Linked DNA regions of Mus musculus: region 1 is linked to region 2. The links are chromatin loops, found by intact Hi-C in ENCODE. Cell type or tissue: left cerebral cortex. All regions are shown on one strand. Each heading gives the region's core, and the rest is flanking DNA. Links, peaks and the distances in the headings are about the cores only. Region 1 holds the start of Dscam (DS cell adhesion molecule). Region 2 overlaps Dscam (DS cell adhesion molecule).

The links. Peaks named below come from ENCODE experiments on the same cell type or tissue, not always from the same donor. Only the 100,000 strongest peaks of a DNase experiment are listed, where the experiment ranks them.
Region 1: a loop joins it to region 2, with 2.6 times the contacts of the local background. A loop is called at or near these places in 2 of 42 quality-filtered maps.

What each region holds. Positions count from the first base shown.
Region 1 is chr16:97,161,213-97,172,573 of GRCm38, reverse strand. It overlaps Dscam (DS cell adhesion molecule), which reads left to right and starts at 1,839. Exons shown (of 33, transcript NM_031174.4): 1 at 1,839-2,340. The coding sequence starts at 2,298. In left cerebral cortex, for the core only: a CTCF peak has its summit at 6,552 (motif pointing right); DNase peaks (open chromatin) are centred at 5,141, 6,583, 7,814, 8,788 and 6 more places; H3K4me3 peaks cover 4,376 bases; H3K27ac peaks cover 2,108 bases.
Region 2 is chr16:96,903,452-96,914,812 of GRCm38, reverse strand. All of the region lies in intron 3 of Dscam (DS cell adhesion molecule), which reads left to right. It overlaps Gm32432 (a long non-coding RNA gene), which reads right to left. Exons shown (of 2, transcript XR_876307.3): 1 at 1-11,361. Among named protein-coding and RNA genes, the nearest start is that of Gm32432, 27 kb to the right of the region's middle. In left cerebral cortex, for the core only: no CTCF peak of the experiment used is centred there; DNase peaks (open chromatin) are centred at 4,382 and 6,803.

The sequences.
Region 1 (11,361 bases), core at 1,785-9,784, 260 kb before region 2:
TTCCAGTGTAGATGTGTAATCACTTGGGTATCTCCTGATACCTTGGAACTGTAATCCCTAAGGAATGGGAAAGCATTTCCCATTCCCCATCATGGCTATGCCTAGTACAGGAGCCAGGCGGAAGACAGGGAAGCAAGGCAGCAGATGTGGGCCACTTGTGTGGCCATGGGTTACTTTGTAACAGCTTGGCATCTGTGTGCAGCTGTGCCCTTCCTAACTATTCCCAACAGAGTGAGACAGTAAACAGAGAGTGACAGATACCATGGAAGAGACAGAAAAGGCTGCAAAGGAAAGGACACATTTTCTACTAGGATATTTTAAATGGTGTATTTCCTTCTTTTTGCAAAAGGAGCCCTTTATTTTTCTTTATACCAGATCCCCAAATTTATATAGCTAGCCTAGCTATATAGAACCTTAGCCACCACTGGCCATGGTAACCAGGCACTAGGCCTAGGCTGCAGAACACCGCAACCATTATAGTTAGAAGTGCTGATGATTTCATTCTGTATGCCAGGGCAGGAACACTCATGAGACGCACACGTATGCTTAGAACTGGTAAGTGGAGGTAGTGGTTTGACTCCAAGCTGTCTGCCTCAGCTTTGTCTTGAGTGCTTGGCTACCAAGCCCCAGCTGAGCCTTAAGATGGTTGGAGTACCTGAAGAATTGTGCCCTAAAAGAACAGGAATGCAGGGAGGGAAATCAGGCCCACTGCCTGCCAGGGAGCACAGCTTTGAGGAACAGGGAGTGAAGAAACACCCTTTGCATGCAAAGGCAGAGGACACTGGGGTTCGTGTGTAGCTGGCAGAGCTGGAGGCGCAGCCTGAGTGGGCGGCAGCACGTGACCACCTACAGCTGCAGAGCAATGGCAGCCAGTGCGGCGTCAGGGCTCAGCTGACCCTTCCTAACACAGGGCCTGGCCATCTTGTGCCCAGCCCTGGTAAAGCACCATTTTATTTCTGCCTCAACATTTGCTTTTCTGGGCTATTCTGTGAGCCGTTTTAGGGGTGCCTAATCTGTAAGTGCACATGTAGTTCAGGCAGAAGATGCCTGATAGTCTGCGAAACTATCTCCATTTCCCATGAAATGGTCCTCTCTTGCCTTCCCTCAAAGCTTTCCCAGTCCATAGTCCTGGCCGTGTGCATTCAATGTTAGACTTTAAATCAGGGCACATTCTGACTCTGTGGGTCATTATTTTGTAAAGTGCCAGATACGGATATGTGCTTTTTGAAGGGCCTTTGTTGAAATAGTATCATTACTTCAAGATCTTTCTGGAGACCCATTTAGGCCATGGTCTGCTGTGCCAAGAAAGGGGTTGCATGTTGGGACTCAATACGCACTATCAGCTATTTTAATCAGTTTTTATACACCACTCAGAGACCAAAATTAGAATCGCTCATGTTTGCACCCTAGTATGTATTAAAGATAATTAAAAATCAGCCAGTGAAGTCAGAGAGCTCTTCCCAGGAGCCGCGAGGACTCCAAGGCAGCATTTCCCTCTAGGCAGATGGACTAGACTTTTCAGGGAGTCAATACGGACTCCGAATCCTGCTGCACATCGCATCAAAACTGCTAACGCCTCGCGGTCACCTCTGCCTAGCTGGCACCCTTCCGGAGTGGTCAGCCCCCGGCCGCATCTCATTAACAACCTGCAAGAACAGAGCTACACACGATGGGCTGTGTGGGGACGCGTCTCTGAGCCTCTGAGCCTCTGAGCCCTGGGTCCCGCCGACTGCGTGATCCGCCGCACTCCTCTGCTGCTGCTTTAAGACTGCAGAGCGCCCCAGCGGCCAGAGCAGGGGAGGGGTCCCCGCTCGCCTCCGCGCGCGGCCCGCCGGGCTCAGGCAGGGAAGGGCAGCACAGGGGACCCGGCGCCCGAGGCCGCCGCAGCAGGATGAGCCTGGCCGCGCGCCTGCTGCCTGGCTGCGGAGGGTGAGGCCGGCGCCCGGGAGGCCGCCGCCTGGCCGCGCTGCGCATCGGGGGGCGCCCGGCATGAGCTCGCGCCCGCGGCTGCGGCTGTGCGCCCGCGCCTGGCTGCCCGCGGCCCGCTGAGCCGAGCCGAGCGCACGGCGCACCTGGGCTGTGTCCGCGGCGCGGGGCGCGGCGCCCGGGAGCAGGTGTGCGGGGGCGCAGCAAGCGGGGAGCGCGGCTGGGCGGCTGGGCGGCCCCCGGGCAGGTGGCGGGCAGCAAGCGGAGCCGGGCCGGGCGCGGCGGAGCGCAGCGCAGCGCGGGGGGCGAGGCCGGCGCGTGGCTCGCTCGCTGGCTCGCTGGCTCGCGGGAGGCCGGGCAGCAGCAGGGGCATGTGGATACTGGCTCTCTCCTTGTTCCAGAGCTTCGCGAATGGTGAGCCTTGCGGTCTGTGCTGATTCCTGTCTGGGAAGGGGCCCGGGGGATGGGTGCGGTGTAGGGGGTTGAATGCATGGGTGAAGTCTTTTCCCTTTCCTTTCCTATCCGGGTTGGAATGTTCGTGCATGCGTTTATTTATTTATTTAAAAAATATATTTGCATTGCTTTGGAGAGGTTAGGCGATACTGATAGGAGGCCGGGGAGGCATCGCTCTGCAATCGTTGGAAGCAGCCTACCTAGCTAGCTAGCCAAGTGCCAGCTCAAAGCCTAACTCCAGAGCTAGACAGCTACCTCATCAGAGCCAGGCAGGTTTGGGAAGAAGAGAAGGGAGATGATCATTGCCACTTTGAATATCATAACCAGAAAAGGACATGGCGTTAGGAGCGTAGGCAGGTGCAGGGGTCAATTAAGACAGTAGCCCTCAGGTTCTGCACTCTTGAGCCTTAAAGCCTCCGCTTTAATTCTGCTACAGTTTATCCTTGAAGGCTGTGGGAAAGATGCGTCTGTCTGCATCCCCCTCGTCCCCTGGACACTACATGTTCCTCGCAGTAGTGTATGTAAAAATATGCACTGCTAGGCATTACATCATCTGTAATGTTGACAAATTTTTTAAAAATCACCTGTATACTTATAAAAGTGAAATTGGTGAATGTTGTACATGGTGTTTCCCCCTCATGCGCAGCTCAGTATAGCCTTTTGAGATGCTTTCTTCCTGATATTTAGAATCTATGGCTTTTGATGGAGTCAGACCCAATTAGTAAGTGTGTCTGCACCTTAGGCTGCCTGTCACAGTGTAAATATGAACTTACATGTATGAATGGCTTTCTCTCCTGTGGCAAAGAGAGGGAACTGTTATCATTTGGTACCGCTTGGAAGCATCCAGGGCTTCAATACCCATCTTAAATGTGGAACATCTGCATAAAACGTATAACCTGCTGACAGTTAAAATTAAACCATTGAGAGAGAGAGAGAGAGAGAGAGAGAGAGAGAGCACGCAAGTGAGCGAGAGAGAATGTGAACATGAGAGAATGTGAATATGAAAGAATGAATATATCTGGTCTTTACAAGAAAACAGGAGAGGGAGAAGCCAAGGGGAGGCTGTTAAGATTTTTCTGGAAGATACCCAGGGAAGCTGTAAGCACTGGCTGTATTTTCTTTGCAGACTTAGAGAACAGCTAACCCACAGCCAAAGGAAGGACATGATATTTCCCAGGTTTTAAAAACAAATGACTAAGGAAAGATGGAGCCAAATGAAGAATGTGCCCCCAAATTCACACAAAGCCGGTCTTTTGCTCTTTAATATAACCGAAAGCAAAGTGACAGGAGTTTTCCCTCTTGAGATTTCCTCCCAGGGGGAAAAATTTCAACAAGTTCTGACAAGACACCCCCTCTCTCCAGAGGGCACTAACCCTGGCCTGCCTCCTCCAGGGAATTCACCTAGGGGGACATTTGTGCTTCTGAGGAAGCAATCAAGTCTTGAGAGCAGCCCCTGCTGCTTGCTGCTTTAATGGGAAACCACAGAAAAGGCCCAGATGTTCACAGATGTGTTCCAAAAGCCAATACACCTTGTCTTTCCTGTCAGGATGACATATCTGGACTCCTGGCAAAGGCCCCGAGCTATTGAATGAAAGGAGATTTCCACTCTGGGGAGAAATAGGTAATTCAGGATGGTAAGCCAGGCTGTTCTGGTTGTCAGCCAACCAGCATCTATTTTTTTTTTTTTCAGTGTGAGATATATATGCTGAGCATGGTACAGAAGAAATTATGATAGTCTCTGATACAGAGATGCTATAAATGTCTATGATTTTTTAAATCAGCATTTCATAACTAAAAATTACTATATAAAGAATTTTGTGCAGTGTTCAAATGGAGTGAAATCTACCACATGGAAAATATATGCAAAGATTGCTCATGTGCACCTGGGTAAAGTCATGCAAGAATTATTTGCAAGACTTTTAACATCTGTTGAGAGAATCAGTTATTGTTGCAGTAAAATGCATAGGCAAGTTGCTCTGACCCCATCAGCTGAAGGCCAGGGAGCCGCCTTATGTAAAAATGGCCCTTCCTCTATATGAGCAAGCATGGAAAAAAAGCCTGACTCCAGAGGTTTGGGCTTTTACATTGGTGTGTGTGTGTGTGTGTGTGTGTGTGTGTACACAGATTTTTGGATTTTCCAAGGATGGTGTTTAAGACATACTATGCAAAATATTAGTATATATATATATATATGTATATATATATATATACATACATACATACATATACACACACACACATATGAACCTGATTTAAAATGCTGCCTTTGGCCAGAATATATTTCAAAAATATGAAACTAAATACTACCTATCTAATATGAATGGAGTCTTTTTTAAATTTTTGGTCGGCAATTGCAATATTTTGGCCTATGTTCATTTTGGAAAAAGTACCCAAATGTGTGGTAAGAACCACACTGGTTGCTAGGCCTCAAACACTAAAATGCCCATTATAGCCATATTTTCTTTTTCATCTGTAAAATATTATGCAATTGGATATTTGGGTAAGAAGCAGAAATGTCCAGTCTGTGTTTCAGACAGTCTGTCTTCATCTGAACAGTAGAAAGCAAGTAATGAGGGGCATGTTTGCTTCTTAAAGCACCCTTGCTGGGCAGGCTGCAGAGGGTATTTGGGGCAAAGACCAGAAGCAAGAGAGCAGTGCCTGCATGGGTTAAAAGCTTGTGAGTGACCTCACCTGAGAAGGTGCAGAGAGCCTGTGAGGTAGCTGATGCTACCCCTGACACCCTGGGAATATTCCCAGGACAGCTTCAGAGGCACACGTGTGTGCAGACACACGCGGCTGCCTGTGTACTCGGCATGCACACCCAGCTGCAGCAGTTCTCTGTACAGGGTCTCTTGATTTTTAACCCCAGTGAGTCCTTTCTAGTGTAACACTCCTGACAAAAGCAGAGATGGCCTCCTAACAGGCAGAATGGGGGACAGGTTGCAGGTTTATATGGTCTGTGTGATGGCTGCATCCTGGCGCTGCTCTACACACACCTTTGACATTGACTTTTCTTTGGCCATGAAATCTTGAGCTTCACTGCATTGTGCTCTCAGGCTCCCGGAGGCTCATTAGCTGTAGTAGAAGAGGGTGGAGTGACGGTGGAGAGATTATCAAGGACAAGCTGGGTGTGCAGCACCTTTGGGACTCTGCAGATCACATGATAGGGCATTACAGACCTGACACCCGGTATTTTATTCAGTCACAGAAGCAGGGTTTTTTGGTTTTTTGTTTTTGTTTTTTAATAAATACTGGTGCATCTTGAAGACTTTAAAGTAGTATTTTAAATTTTATTTTCCTTAGAAATATATCAGCAAAAAAAAAATCTCTCTCCCTTATATTTATAGAGAATGGAGATTATTTCTGATAATTTCAGAGTTCATCTAAAATTTCTAGGCTTTGCACAGAAGCTGCATGCCCCTATAAGATGCCTTCTGTAGGCAAACAAAATGCCAGGCAGACCTTTAATAAATGCCAGCCAATCTGCCTCCTCTCCTTCACTACCCTCCTTGCCACTTGGGTGTCACCAAAGGTTTCCTGCTGTCTGGGATACTCAGCAAGTCACAGGGCATATTCTGCACCATGCATACAGTGTGTTACTGGGGGGGGGGGGGATGCAATTTTTGCCTAAATAAATAAATAAATAAATAAAATCTTCCCATTTAAATCCCTGAGGCCTGAATGTCCACATAGGTGACAAAATATTTTATCATGGATGTGTCTGGAGAAAACAAGGAAGGTGACTAAGGCTCAGCAGGAGTCAGCTCAGTGCCATAGGAACTTGATGTCAAGGGGGAGGGGCTGTCTTAAGATCTATGAGCACTGTGGGAAATGGGAGTGTATGTATGTCTTTTGTTGTTTTAAAATAAAGTAATGGCTTTCCCCATTTCCTGTATTTACAAAGTCTTGATTGTGAATGTGGTTAAGCATAATTAACATGGCAATAGGCTGGACATTCGGGGCGTTTTAGAATGAACCCTCCCATTTATCTGGCTTTTTAGTGAGGCTCACCTAAGCTAGGTAGGTGCCCTGGGGCTACCCAGGCATATGATATACATTTTCTTGGCCATGGCACTCAGGTGCATGCTGGACCTAGGTGGCAGGCACTGTGAGCCTGGGAGACACGGAGCTGCTGCTACCTGCATGCCAATTGTGTCCCCGCCATAGGACACTAGTGGGCGGCAAACCTCGCCAGACTCATGCAGCAAGCTCTCAACAGAGCAGGCAAACCTCTGCCTCCGAGGACGCTCCACACACTTGTATAGGGCTTTCCTGAGACGCCGCCTCCCCAGTGTCCCTCAAGTTCATTGCGCCCAGACTCTATAGCTCTGGAGGTGGAGTTTTACACATAGCGATTATGTTCAGGGTTTGGCAGGTCAGAGATGGTCTGCAGCCTTTGTTTTCATTTATACAAAGAAGGACGCAGCTTGCAGCAATGTCTCCAATCCCGGAAGATGCACAGAGGGAAGGGTGGTGTCGGGAGTCCATAGTCCACAGAGAGGTGCATTGGTTCCTCCCTTGCACACTGCCCAGAGAGCCCAGGGGTGGTGCGTGCATCTTGGAGGGGGCAGCTCCTTGCCTGATTGGCTGACCTTCCAATGTCATTCCAGGAGCCGCGGGGCCTCTCCTCTGCTGCTGGTGACAGGGGCTATGCTGGCGTGCTGCTTGTCCGCAGTCCGTCAATCTCCTGCAGCTGTGGCTGCAAGGCTCTGGGGGTCTGGAGCCGCGCCCCACACCCACACCAGGCAAATCGGGCAGCACCTGTTCCTCTGGGTCAGCTTTAACTCTTCATATTCTGAGGATCTAGGTGCAGAAATTCTCAGCTCACCTCTGTCTGCCCCCCCCCCCCCAACACCTCAACTATATTCACGTTCCTTAATGTTTTGAAAACCTAAGCTAATTCAAAGTTGTATTTCCTTTGCTATACGCTTGGCGAGAATGAAGATTCCGGCAGCCCTGTGGTGTATGATGCTGCTATGAATTCTGAGGGGAGCATCAGAGTGCCTTCTGCAGGCAGCAAGCTCTCCACCTGGGCTGCAGGAATGAAGAGCCAATGGGAAGGGCAGATCCCTGAGTTAGTTCAAAGGCCAGACAGCTTCTGCCCAGATGCTCAGAGGGCCAGGTTCAGCCTCCATTATCCTTCCTAAAACCTTGTGCTCTGATGGCTTCAGGGAAATCTATAGCTTGTCAATTTGAGGGTTACCTGAGAAGTGATTCAGTCTCAATAGATGCTACCATGCATGGGCTGAAATGTCTACTGTGACCAAGTGTGTTCTTTGTATGAAACAGAGTGCAAGTCCGGGTGGAGATAAATGAGTGAGAGAGGAAAGTGAGTCATAGCCTTCCACCCCATTCAAGCCTTTCCTCCTCTCTCCACTCAAAGGCTTCTTTCTAGCTTCCTTCCCACCCTGGGTTCTTCACCCAGTTTGCTCTCTTCCCTCCAACCTCTGCCTCAGCTGCATAAAAAGGATGGGTGAGCAGCTGGCAGCTTCCCTCAGCCTGCCTCTGCTTTCTGACAGGCAGCTGGCCTCTGGCTGGAGAAGCGTTTGTGCTTTACAGATGACTGTGGGGTGTACTGTCTTACAAAAGTGACTCGCTCACATATGGAATGTGCTGGGACTTTCTCTTGGAGACACAGCCTGCTCTGATATCCCCAGGTACCCTTCTTGGGATGCAGTGGGGCTGGTGTCTCAACCAGTGATTTTATCTAGGCCTGGGAACCCTTGTTCTCCATTGACAAGATTTAAATTCTCCAAATCTGACATTCAAGCTTCCCAACAACTCCTGAGAATAAAAATAAATAAATAAATAAACCTCCAGCCTTTTAGTTTTAAAGCCTTAATCATGTCTATAAAGTCTTGCTCCTATTTTCGTAAGTCTCAAATGGCTGCAGGTCTCTTGTCGATATCTTAGTTTGCAGCAGAGTTGAATATATACTTGGTATTTCATCAGAATAACATGGAAAGATTATATTTTAATCGTTGTTAAAAATACCAGTGTTACATACAAGGATCTAATGTTGTAAAGATTATAGTCTACTTCTTTTGATTTTTGGAGATCAGCAATTTATTCTGTGTTGATCAACATGGGTGATTAACTCTCTTAGATTATGTAAATATGTAAATATTTACATATTTACTTATGTCCACTTAATAGAGAAAGGATGGACCCAGCTGAATAGGTGTCTGATGAGATAAGAGGTGACAGAGGGAGATGGAGTAACAGGGATTGATTAATCTTGCCTATATCCCTATTTAAGTTTTTTTTTTTTCCTTCAGAAGACAGTGAGTAAGATTTAAGAGTGAGCAAGCAGTCCTATTTATAGAAAGCCAGTTTGAAATGCAGGGGCAAAGAACCCGAAAGATATAGAAACTGAAGGGTTGCTTCCACTCTAAACTCCCCTGTGTTCCTGGCTCCATACTGAACATTGTCAAAGAGACAAAGCGAATCACCCTTATGGAAATATTCAGAACCTGTGCCTGGCTCTATGGAATATTCTGGCAGTTCAATCCCTGTTACATCCTCCCTAGGCTTGAGAACAAACTCAAGTGAGTCTGAGCTGGAGCTTGGAGGCTCAGGGAGGACATGGTCTCTGTGGTGCTGCCACTAATATTTATGCCACAATAAGCATGGTCTCCCCTAGAGACTCCACGGCAGAACACCATGGGGATGGAATCAACGCAAGCTTTCAGAGAACAGCAATTACAGAGAGAGAGAGAGAGAGAGAGAGAGAGAGAGAGAGAGAGAGAGAGAGAGAGAGAGAGAGAGAGAAGGGTTTACACTGAGGATCTCATTATTGTCACAGGGTCCTCTTTGCTAACCTGTTATTAAATTCCGGAGATTTAAATTGATATGCACACACTTCTAATTGGACAGACTTGTAGGAGACACAGCTACAGGCCATGTAACTGACATAAATGTTATTGGGCAAGGGGAAAGGAACACACCTCTTAGATACAAGAGTCCATTTTAAATTTTATATTCCATGCATTCCCTTCAGTGCTTGGCTTATTTCACTAAGCATACTGCTTTCTCAGTCCCTTAAGTATGATCAAGTTAAGTATGTACAAAAATATGGTGTTGGGGAGATGGTTACCAGTATAACCCACATTTGCAAGCTTGAGGACCTGAGTTCACCCCCCAAACCATGAAAATGCTAGGTACAGGGATGCACGCTTGTAATTGGCGAGCTCCATGTTCAAAGGAGGTGGATGCTTTCCTAAGGATGATGCCTAAGGTAGTCCTTTGTCCTCTGGCACCCACGGAAGCATGTACGCACGCACGCACGCACGCACACACGCACGCACAGTAACCTGTTAACTTTACAGAGTCCATTCCTTTCTCCCTGGGCTGTGAAGAAAACGTATCGGAGAGGCAGGAGAGACAGAGTGATGGCTGATTTTGTCTTCTGCCACCCTTGACTCTTTTCATCTTAATGGAGAAACAGAAAACAGCCTTTTTCCTGGTTTTGTGCAGAATGTAAACAATCCACCTGTGTTCCTTGCCATTTAGTCAGTCGTCGGTTCATCAGATCTCTGAACTCTTCCACACCAGATGCTCCTGCAAAGAAACAACATCGTGCTGTCCCTCCCTTTCATCACCCATGGGTCGTCGTGATGGTCAGGTTTTACCTGGGGTTGCATCCAGTGTGGATGGCTCACGCCAGTGAGGTGAACTCCTTTGTGGTGGAGACTCGTGCCTTTGATTCCTGCTTGTGTTGAGTGTCTGAAGCTTTGATTCTTTGCAGGGTTAGTGTTACTATGGGAAAATGTCTCTGATTTTATTCTAACATAGAGGCAGATGGAGGTGAGGGGGCCACTGCATCCTGTGAACATAGCCTGTTCCTCGGGCAATATTGTGGAGACTGCACATTAAGTAAACATATTTCTCCGGAGGAAACTCCAGATTCGTTTCTTTTCTCCATAGTCACCCTGCTGTGGTGTGAGTTGATCTAGGGTTCCCCTAGGATACTGAAAACCCCAAATCCCAGGCTGGTTAATTACAGTGTTTATTTCTTAATATTGGCTGCAGAGCATTTTTTAATAAGTGATGTGTAGGAGCTGGGCTACACGTATGTAGCAATGCTGTGATATTTGATTTTTGAGAATTCAGGAAGGAATGGAGACCCAACAACTGGGGATGCTGGCAAAGTAGGCAGCTGCATAGCATGCAGAGACACCCCTTCTCCAGGTCTAACCTCTTACTGGGTCCACTCCTGTAAATTTAATTCATCTATTTTTTTGCTAATTAAAAGGAAGTGCCTAAAATGTGGGTACTGGTTAGTTTTGTCAACTCGACACAATCCAGAATCACATAGAAGAGAGTCTTAATGAGAACTGTCTAGATCGGGCTGCCCTGTGGGCATGTCTGAGGGAGATTGTCTTGATTATGTTAATTAATGTGGGGATTCTGAGCCCTGTGTGAACACTACCTTTCCCAAATCTGAGTCTTTGACTGAGAGTGGAGAAGGCGAGCTGAGCAGTTAGCACGCATGCTCTCTCTGCTCTGGACTGTGGATGTGAGTAGCTGGCTCAACATCCCTGCCATGACCTCTCAGAAATGATGGATTGTAATCCGGAATTGCAAGCTGAATAAAAACCTCTTCTCTCTTTATAAAAAGATTTATTTTTACTTTAAGAGTATTTGCCAGAGCGTACACATGCACACCATACACATGGTGTCTGTGGAGACCAGGTCACATTCCTATCAACAGTTGTGAGATGCCCTGTGGGTGTTCTGCAAGAGCAGCCAGTGCTCTTAAGGGCCACCACTCTAGTCCCAACCCTTTCTCTCTTAAGGTTGTTGTAAAGGCATTTCATCACAACAATAGGAAGTGAAGCTAGAGTGCCATGGTTAGTTCCAGCAAAGAGACACATTAATTAACTTCTTTGTCTAGTGAGAGGGAAATACAGGAGACACAAAGTGCTTTCAAAGGTCTGAGAATCTCCTTACACAGGGTGGTTAAATTGGCAGTCTGTCCGG
Region 2 (11,361 bases), core at 1,288-9,287:
TGCATCTCCATCGACAGATTTTATTCCCCCCTCGGAGAATATATATATCCCCAGTAGCAGGATCGCTGGATCATATGGTAATTCCATTTTGCACTTCCTGAGGATCCCTGTGCTATTTTCCATAAAGACTGTGGCAATTTGCATTCCTGACAGTGTGTAAAGGTTCTCTTCTCTCCACATCCTTTCCAGCACCTGCTATCTTCTTTTTGAAGACAGCTATTCTTACTATAGCTGGGCAGTGTCTCATTATGGTTTTGATTTGCATTTCCTTGGTGGTTATATAAATAGATTTTGACTCTTCTCCTTGGGGTGGATGGCTTTGCCTTCTTGGTGGCCATGCATATGATGTTCTATGCACACAGAATCAGAGAGGGGGGAAGAGATGATCACTAGCCCTTAGTAGCAGCACAGTCAGACTTCATAGCACAGAGTTCTGATGCTGAGTGGGAATCTTGGGCATCCCTGTGCCTTTACACATAGCTACCAATGATGGAAAGTATTCCCTCTTCTATCCCTTGCAAGGAGAGGAGCCACAGTCTCCATGGAGACCTTGCAGGCCATTGGGCAGCACTGCAGTGCAGCATCCTTCCCTGTGCAGGCCTTTGCTCAGGGTACTCAGCCATGTGTTCTGCCAAAATGTGGTTGGCTGCTGGTAATGTAGAATTGACAATGGTGAACTTATTGAGTGTAATTAGAAAGCTCTCAATGAACAAGGATCCTTCATTCAAACCCCAGACCAGACCTGCAGCAGCAGCAGAAGCAGCAGCAGCAGCAGCAGAAGCAGCAGCAGCAGCAGCAGCTATCAAGTGAACAGATACATTATCCTACTGCAGAACTATTGAAGCAGGAGGCTTTTACAGAGGACCTTAAGGCAATCAAAGGCATCTTGGCCTGAGGAGCCCTGCTAGCACCCGTACGGACCAGATCCTACGTGGATTGGGCTCTCTTTATGTTCCACTCACAACAGCCCAGTCCCATTTCCCATGTTTCTCCTCTCTGTGAACACCAGACCCACCTGTTAAGACTGGAGCCAGGTACCTGGGAATTTATTTTTTTGAGCATAGGGACAGCACCCTCCCCACACTGATCAGTACCACAGACTTCCCACCCTCCTCATTATCAGCTCCTGTTGGCTTGCTCAGATTTCTAGCTGTGGAATGAGTGAGCCCTTATGCCTCTGTTCTGTGGACTCTCCCAGAGGATTGCTTCCCTTGCCATCAAGCTGATTTTGCTGAGGTTTAAATCTGCTTCCGTTATCCCTCTTCTGAATGTGCCTGAGTGGCTCCCACCATTTCTAAGCATACATTCCTCCCTTTAATGCCTTAGAAATGTTACCCATGTGAAGAAGCCCTCTATATTACTTCTTGCAATATCAGGCCCATTAGTAGTTTCCTTCACTAGTCACAGTCTGGAGCATTTCCCTTTTACCTGGACACACAAGACACACAGACACACAGACACACACACACACACACACAGACACACACACACACACACACAGAGAGAGAGAGAGAGAGAGAGAGAGAGAGAGAGAGAGAGAACAGATCCTATTTGAAGATTTTCTATTTAAACTTACCAATTTTCTCAGCTTTGTGGCTGGTTTTTCTTTGCTTACCCTGAGCTCCCAGCCTGCTAGGAGACAATTGCTTATGTCCAGTCCAGTGCTCCTAAGCCCGAGGCAGGTTGACAGTAACAGAAAGGCATCCTCCAAGGAGCCATGAATCAGTTCTAGCTCAGAGGAGCCTTCTTGGGTGCTGATGCCCTACAAACGTCCACTCCGATGAGGCTCATTTCAACTCTGCCTGATGATGAATGACTGCAGAAACGCAGTTCAGGTCACCTCAGAAATTGGAGGGATGTTCGGTGCGCCTTCTAGAATTAGTTTACGTCATGCCCTAAAAAGCCATTTCAATGCAAAGCACTGCTGTATTGTGGGTCAGAAGGCTAGACCTGATGGTCTTCCAGGCTAATGCATGAAGCTGAGAGTATAAGCTGAGACTATCAAGAGGAAAGGCCTCCAGGGCCAATGCTGAAGGTCATGTATTTCCAGCCATCTCCCCTTTCCTCTTTTCTCTCCTCCTCTCTTTTCCTTCCTCCTTCTTTTGTTTACTGAAGTGAGCCACAGGAGGTTGTTCTTGATACCCACATTAATTAGACCAATTAAACATATATGAGTCCTTTTATTAGCCCACAACCAAGAGCAGGCTTATGCCTCAGATTCTTGGTGCCCAAGCTCAGAGGTACAGCATTTTAAAAGACAAAAACCACAATTACACCAGTGCTCAAGTGGGGGGCAGGGGAGGGCTGCATCAGGGAAGGGTTGGGGTATCTAGTAGCATCTGTTTTCTTGCAAAGCTTAGCAGTATTTTCCAAACACTACACAGCAATAATTATTTTTTATTTATACTTCCTCTCAATTATCTTAGTTTGGTGTTTTAGCTTGCCCAAACATCACTTAGTTTGGTTAATATGTCTGGACAACAGCCAGGTCAGGGACAGCCCCTTGTTGCGGAAGTAGATATGGCTGTTGGGGGATGAGAGGCTGAAGCATTTCTTGGCAGAAACAAGGCAGAGTTAGGACAAGATGGTGTCACCATAGCCATTTCATTTCTCATGTATTGTTCATTACCACAAACTGCCTTATACCTGACACTGAATTTGCAGAACCAGCCAGACGCAGAGGTCAGGGCATAGTGTGAGTCAGGAAAATGTACTCATCCTAGGCTGTACCCCACATTCTAAGACATACCAAGATGGCCCACACTGTTGTGATCCACAGTCTAAGCATGGCTTAGGTGTGTGCTCCACTGAGGAAGCATGGTTTCCATTTGTGTGATCCACTGGCTAGGCATGGCTTCAGATGACCACCCAGCTATCTAGGACTGACCTCTAGGGACTGAGTGGTATTCTTAAGATCTGCTTTGTCAACATCCACCATACTTCAGGGCTTATTTTATTTTCACTACAGTGAGTTTACAGGACACATAATTATAAGTTGTCTTAAATAATTTGATATACAGGCAATATAAAAATATTCAGTAGATTTTAGCAAGGTTCTACCTTAAAATATTTAATAATTGTAGCATTAAATTTAATGTTAATTTTCAAAAGATATTTTATAGGCTCCTTGCATATACATATGAGAGCTGAGCACATGTGTGTGTGTGTTTGTATATATTTACAGAGATACATAATATTATATAATGTACAATAATTCTGTTCAAATTTCAATACTTTATATTTAAATAAACATGTTCAAAACATTTTAAAGTTAAATGTATAAATATAAATAATAAAAAGTTTATACTGAATTTCACCAATTGTTCAGCATAGCTAATTCTTTAAATTTGCCTACATATAATTTTTTAAGTTGGGTTTTTTGTATGTGTGGTATATGGGTATGTGGGTGAGCTCCCCATGTGTGTGCATGTGGAAAGCAAAGGCTGACACTGGGTGTCTTCCTCTGTTGCTTTACATTTTAGTTTTGAGGTAGGGTCCTTCCCTCAACCTGGTTCTCACTAGCCCCTAGAATCTAGCAATCTCTGTTTCCCTTTCCTGGAATACTGAGGTTACAAATCCCTTAGAACTGTGCCCTGCTTTTATGCAAGTTCTGAGGATCCCCTTGCTTATACAGCAAGTAATTTACCCACCAAGCCATCTCTCCAGCTAATTTCATTTGTTTATTACAAGTCTCTGTAAGAGCTAACAAAGGCTAGCTTTCTCTGTTTTTCCTTCTGTGCCGATTAAAATTAAGAAATGAATGTGGTGGTTCCTGTTTTTAGAAAGTGGATGGAAAGGAAATGCAGTTTTTTTTTTTCTTCGATGTGGCATCTGGACAGTTTTGTGGATTAGCTCAGGATGGGTACAAGGCCAAGAACAACATTTAGTTGTGAAATTCTATATCAGAAACAAGGTCTTGAAAAAGGTCTGTAAAGATACATCAGGAAGTTTCAAGGTCATTCCAAGGACATGGCGAAGTAGAAAGACAGAAAAGAGAAGTTTTGACACTAGGAATAAAACACAGCTGCCAGTGCTGGTGACCCCCAGAAAGGGGACACCTGGGAAAGCTGCCTTTTGATTTTAGTTTTCTGCATTCTTGTGTGTAGCAGGTTTCCTATTGTCTCTGCCTCATAAAGTCAAGCAGCCACGAAGGCCTTATGTCCATAGCTCTGTGAGGGGTGAATAGAGGTGTGTGTTTCCTGCTTGGCATCCAGCTTGGTTGGTCAAGGAAGGAGCCAGCTACAAGAGATGACAGCATGCAGAAAGCCACAAAGAAAGCCTGCCTGGACTCTCTCTAAGAGGTACTTGGTGACTTGCACCAAATTAATAAAGGAACAAAGATTCTTAGTCAAAGATTTTATTTAACTCCTTAACTTATGAAGGAGTCAAGCACTAAGATACTGCAGATGCTCCCACTAAGGATATGACTCACAGAGGTTTGTAGTCTCCAGTGTGCAATCTCTCCCTGCAGCCCTAGGAGCAGGAGGCACAGTCAGGATGGGGTGAGCCATGAAAGCCCACCCAGCCACACACTGCCCAGTCATGATGGGCAAGCCATGGAAACACATCTAGCAAGCTCTACCCATCAAAGATTCTCTAAACTTTCTCTCTGGGGGTGAAGCAGGAAGAAATGTTTTATTTTGTTTCATGTGCATGGCTATTTTGCCTACATGTATACCTATATACCACACATGTATCTGATGCATCTGGAGGCCAGAAAAGGGCATCTGATCTCTTGGGAGTGGAGTTGTAGACAGTTGTGTAACACCATGTAGGGCTAAGAATCAAATATGCGTTCTTTGGAAGAATAGCTAATGCTCTTAACCAGAACCATCCCTCTAGCCCTGAAAACATCAACTTACAAGTTGGGATTTAGATTTTGTTTCCAAGTAGGAAAACTACTGAAGATTAGAAGGTGGGACATGGGGCCTCTTAAAAGGAGACCTGTATCTAACATCTTTTATCCATTAGGACTGCCTCTCTGGCTGCAAAGTTCAGTAAAAACCACTGTACTCTTTGGGGAAATGCTACAGGGGATGTTTTCAAGACCCTTTCATTCCAGAAGCCTCCTATATTAGTAGAGCTAAGGAATTAGAGAAGCCCTGTGCATACTGTACAGCTTCCTATATTTATAACCTAACCTATAATGTTTAACTGACAAAGTAGGTGCAATAAGAGCGTTAACAGTAACTGACAGTCAATAATACTATTTATTAAAACAATAAGTTGATACATATGCAGCTAGAGACACAAGCTCCGGGGGGTACTGGTTAGTTCATATTATTGTTCCACCTATAGGGTTGCAGACCCCCACCCCACCCCCAGCTCCTTGGGTGCTTTCTCTAGCTCCTCCACTGGGGGCCCTGTGATCCATCCAATAGCTGACTGTGAGCATCTACTTCTGTGTTTGCTAGGCCCCAGCATAGTCTCAGAAGAGACAGCGATATCAGGGTCCTTTCAGCAAAATATTGCTAGTGTATGCAATGGTGTCAGTGTTTGGGGGCTATGGGATGGATCTCCGGGTATGGCAGTTTCTAGATGGTCCATCCTTTTGTCTCAGCTCCAAACTTTGTCTCTGTAACTCCTTCCATGGGTGTTTTGTTCCCAATTCTAAGAAGGGGCAAAGTATCCACACTTTGGTCTTCGTTCTTCTTGAGTTTCATGTGTTTCGCAAATTGTATCTTATATCTTGGGTATTCTAAGTTTCTGGGCTAATATTCACTTATCAGTGAGGCAGCCTAGTCGGCCATCAGTGGAAAGAGAGGCCCATTGGTCGTGCAAACTTTATATGCCTCAGTACAGGGGAACGCCAGGGCCAAGAAGTGGGAGTGGGTGGGTGGAGGAGTGGGTGGGGGAGGGTGTGGGGGACTTTTGGGATAGCGTTGGAAATGTTAATGAAATAAATACCTAATAAAAAAATTTAAAAAAAACAATAAGTTGAGTGACAATCCCTCTGAATGGCATTTCTCCTCTAAGCATCTCACCATACTGTAGGCCTTCCTTAACAGGCTTGCTACACAATCTCGTTCTTAACATTGAAAACTGGTGGCCTAATCTCTTGAAACAAGCCCTTCCAGGCACCTTCCTTTGGAATATCCAAATAGCAGGCATCACTATTCATGTGTTGGGGCCCTTTTAAAATTAAATAATGGAGCAAAGTTAACCTATTAAATAAACATATTGACCATCTGGCTTTATTTTCCCTTCCAAATAAAAATATCCTAATTAAATACATAAATTGATTCTTATGCAATTAATAATTAAACATCTCAAACCGCATTTATCTATCACAGGTTGGCTGATAAAGGTGCTGGTTTTCCTACTTACTATGTGAATAGATTCAACGTTAATTTAAAGGAAGAGGAAAACCTTTCAGAAATTTTTAGATAAATATTTGCTAATTGATAAGTAAGGCAAAATCATTAGGAATCAGTGCTTATTTGAGCATATATGTATGTCAGCTCTTCCATACCTCTGCCTTTTAATACATTTTTAACCTAAATGTATAAATAATCATGTGTGCTTTTTGAAAAAAAATTATCATTTTTTTTGTAGTCAAATTTTCTTGGCTATATCTTTCACTGGCACAGACAATTTATAGAAAAAAAAAAAACTCTTAAAAGCCATTACCTGCTTTGTGTGCATGCTCTGACTTCAGGAGAGTTAGGCAGGCTGCCTGCCATTAGCCTCCCTGACTACACTTCCACTTCCTTACCTCATTTGCAAGTACGCATCTGTGGGAAGGGAACCTCCACACCATCTCACCCTGGCCCCCTTCATTTCACACCTCTGCCAGTGACAGGGCCAAGTGCTAAAATTTATAAATTGTCTTGTTGAAACTCTATGGGGGAAGCACAATGGGACTCTCATGCAACATAAACCAAGAGAGTGAGATGTTTTAGATCTAGTGCTGAACACCTACCTTGGTAGTGACTCATCAATAGTATATGTGTGAGATCAATGGCTTTCCATTCCATCAACAGCCCATGGCTGTGGCTGAGAGGACCCACCATACCTCAAACATCATATGGTGTGTGTGCTGTTCTGGCTCAGTAGCCATCTGGTGATGGCTTCCTGACGCCCATTCCTTCTTCATTGTGCTGCCTCTTCCTCCAGAACTGGTTCTGCCTGCCATGGGGGCTTGGTAGGGTATGGGGTACCCAAACTAATTCCCAATGGTGGTGCACTTGAGCTATGGCATGAGCTTACTGTGGTAGTTTGCTGGAGCTGTTAAAGAGGCTCTAAGGCCAAGGAGATGTATCTGTTGGTGAAATGTTTGCTACAAAATCCCTGGGGCATGAGTTTAACTTCCATCACTCACAGGAGAGTCTTGCTTGGTGTGTGCATAAGCCTGGTGCTGGGAGACCAAAAAAAACAAAAACAAAAACAAAAACAAAACCCTAGAGCATGCTGGCTGGCCAAACCACTGGCTCCAGTTTTCACCCATCTCAAAAAAGTAAGGTGGAAGTGATAAAGGATGTTGACCTCTGACCTCCATACATGTGCTCACATATGTGTACATGCCAATAAACAAATTAAGAAAAACCCACTCTCATGGCCTTGCTGAGATGGGTTTGGCCATTCCTGCTAAGGAGTTTGGGGTTCCTCAGAACAGAGTGTTGCTGTCCAGCAAGGCTTCCTTCACCTCTGGCTTTCCACAGAAAGGAGCTTTCAGTTGAGGCCTAAAAAAAAAAGAGAGCTTAGCAATTTTAAGTCATTTGCTTTTCTACGTGAATATGTACACTGCTTCTCTCATATTTCACCAGGAATATGAGTAAACTGCTGAGACATTTTGATTACATCAGAGAAAAATATGTGCAAATTCTAATATCCAACATTTCTTCCCATGAACCAACATCATGTTGAAGATCCAGGTCTAAGGAATCCAACGTCTGGGGAGAGTTTGTGGTATCTTTCTCGCTGTGGCCACACCTGCCTCTTGTCACACACCCTTCTCACAAAGCTGTGGCTTCTGGTTAACAGAGATAGTAGTGATGAGCTGTAACATCAGTCCCACAGTCACTGCAGATCAGAAATAATCACAGGTGCACATGAACCTTGTAACCTTGTGATAATATGGAACATCAGAGAGACAGTGTCTGCAAACACTCATGGTTCTCCTTGACTAGATCTTAGGTGTTTAAGAAGCAAAATCTAGATCTAAAAATAGCTTCAAATTTATATGTGTGAAATGGAACAATATATGTAATCCTACAAACAGAAGTGTATCAGCCTCCAACTTGTGACCTATTCATGCCATTTTGAGGTTTGTGTGTGTTTGTGTATATGTGGTATGGGCCAAGTGTGTGTGGATATGTGATGTATATGTACATGTGTGTGGTTTTGTGCATCCATGTGTATGTGAACAGAGGCTAAAGGAGGATGTTCCATGTTGGAGCCGGGCAGAGGTGGGCAATCCTACAGTCTTCCAGTCCCTGCCCAGCCTCCAGTGCTGGGATTAGAGGTGTGGGTGGCCATGGCTGACTTTTTATGTGGGTGACCTCATGCTTTTATGGCAGTTCTCTTACAACTGAACCATCTCCATGGCTCCCACTTCTACATTCTAAGGGAAGGATTCCATGAGAGAATAATTTACTGTCCCCATCCCACAGAGGCCTTGGAAGTGCTGCTTTCCAAGCTCATGTGCATGGCAGAGGAGAGAGATCCACACCTAGACAGACTCAGGGAGAAATGGCTGTTGATCTGGAGTGCTTATATCTGCTGCTTCACATCCTGTTGAGGCAGATCCTGGGTTTACTGGAGAAACATTTCTCTGTAGCTTTTTATTTTGCATGGTCAAATGAACATGTGGGACAGAAAGCTTTGTTTCATTCATTAATTTCTGTTATTTTCACATGATATCTTTATTAACCAGGTGTGTGTGTGTGTCTGTGTGTATGTATGTGTCTGTGTACTTGTATGTATTTCTGTGTGTGCCTGTGTGTCTATGTCTGTGTGTCTATGTATGTATGTGTGTTTGTGTCTGTGTATGTGTGGGGGGGTGCCTCTCTGTGTATGTATCTGTCTGTGCATGTGTCTATATGTGTGCATGTGTGTCTGAGTGTGTATCTTTATATGTGTGTCTATGTGTATCTGTTTGTGTGTGTCTGTATATGTGTGTGTCTGTGTATGTATCTCTGTGTGTATGTCTGTGTATATGTGTGTGAAGTTCTGGCATTTTCTGGAATGCCTTCCAGCATCTGCATCTAGCTTCATTACACTTTGGGCAGAGCAACAAGGAATGTCTTCAGATCACAGGGTTACCAGAGTTGTCAGTGTCTTTTGTAGCACAAAGCTTAGCCCACCAGACAAAGCAGAAGGCTCAGGGTTTATCTGTTGGGTTGTAGTCATAATTACTTTTAGTTCTCTCAATAATATGAAGAGGATCATTCTTAGAGTCATGATTCTTTGTCCTAAAGCTAGGCTTAGAGTCAGGCATGGTAGCACATGCCTGTGGTCCTGCAACTCCAGAGACTAAGACAGGTAAGTTCAAGATAAACATCACAATTATTTCAGTCACCTCTGAACAAACAGCAACAGTGCTCACAGGACTGTATGGAGCATGATCAGGAGAGAATGAAGAAGACAGAAAGACCAGTATTGTCATAGGAGCGGTCCACCCAGAGCTGGCAGGAGTCTGGGGACCATATCTGACCACAGCCCAGTTAGGCTAGCTGCATCCAGCATTGAGAAATGTGTCAGCAAGTGCCCAGTGTCCTCTGAAGGACACTAGCCTGACTGCTAAGACCAGAATCAACCACAAGGTCAACCTGGGAGTGAGGGACCCTGAGGAGCTGACTGAAGTGCTAATAAGCACATCTTCAATGAAAGCTTGTTGTTAGCTAACTGCACAGAGGGAGGGGAGCGCAGAGATTGCTCACTGGAGAACTTCTAAGGCCTCCCTTGCCTCAGTGCTCTAAAACCCAGAATAGGTGAGATGTCAGAGTGACTCATTGTTTGGTGAGATGGGCATTTCTTCTCCACGGACCTGGGAATCTTCAAATGTCCTTGAGCATCTCCAGGGCCCTGGAAAGATTTCTGGGCAGGGCATTCTAAGTGCCTTGAATGGAGTCTGCTTTGAATGGCCTCCTTGCAAGAAATCCCAAAGGAGGCATTAAGAACAAAGTTTCTCACTATCTCTCCTGGATGCCGACCCCCTTTGCAGGCACACAGGCACATATCTGCATGCAGGAGCCTCCAGGTCATTGTTATTTATCATGTCTAGGGGAACACTGTCATCCCAGGAGGCCCATGATTAACGATAATGTGGGAACTGGAGGTAATTTGCTGACATGTTAGATCTCTGCAAGGCACTAGGATGGAAGCAGCATTTTTCAAACCCTGCTCTGTGGGAGCCCCAGGGGCTGTGGGGACTCCAGGCAGGAGGAGGGTGGAACTCTTGTGGCAGACTCTCCATTCTGAGCTTGCTTGGCTCTCTGTGTTTGTTACACTCCTATGAAGATTCTGAATAACAAAAGTGAATGTGATCTGTAAAGAAAAAAGAAATCTCTTATTATTATATCTCAAATGGAGTGTCCCTTATGGAAGGAATGTGCCAAACGATTCCCGGACCATTTTCTAGGCATGCATACATGCATCTTTAGAGTTTTGTTTTGACTTGTTTTTGTTGTTGTTGTAGTCATTGCCTGGGTTTTTTGTTTGTTTATTATTTTGTTGTTTTTGTTTTTTGAGCTGGGATGGAACCCCAGGGTCGTGTGCATGCAAGGCAAGTATTTTGCCACTTAGCTGCACTGCACACCTTGTGAGTCCATTCTGAGGGTCATCTGCATTCATTTGGGGTTGCCATAACAACAGCAATGTGTGGCTGAACAAGAACTTATTCCCACAGGGATTTGGGGGTTGGAGTTGGGTTGGGGTTCATTCCTTCACAGGTTCTCCATTTTGACTTGCAGATAGCTGCTTTAGTCAACTTTGCCGAACTATAATGAAAACCCAAGGGCAGGCTACTAATGAAGCAGAGTTCAACCTATTTCTCTTACAGTGGTGGCACTTCAGGCTGGCTCCTACTTTATTCAGTTTCCACTTGGGTCCTGTGGAATATGTCAGGTGTTGATGCTTCCTGTGGTAGGGGCCTTAAGAAGTAGGAAGAGCTGGGTGTGGTTGCACACGCCTTTAATCCCAGCACTTGGGAGGCAGAAGCAGGTGGATTTCTGAGTTTGAGGCCAGCCTGGTCTACAGAGTGAGTTCCAGGACAGCCAGAGCTACACAGAGAGACCCTGTCTCAAAAAAAAGAAAGAAAGAAAGGAAGGAAGGAAGGAAGGAAGGAAGGAAGGAAGGAAGAAAGAAAGAAAGAAAGAAAGAAAGAAAGAAAGAAAGAAAGAAAGAAAGAAAGACAGACAG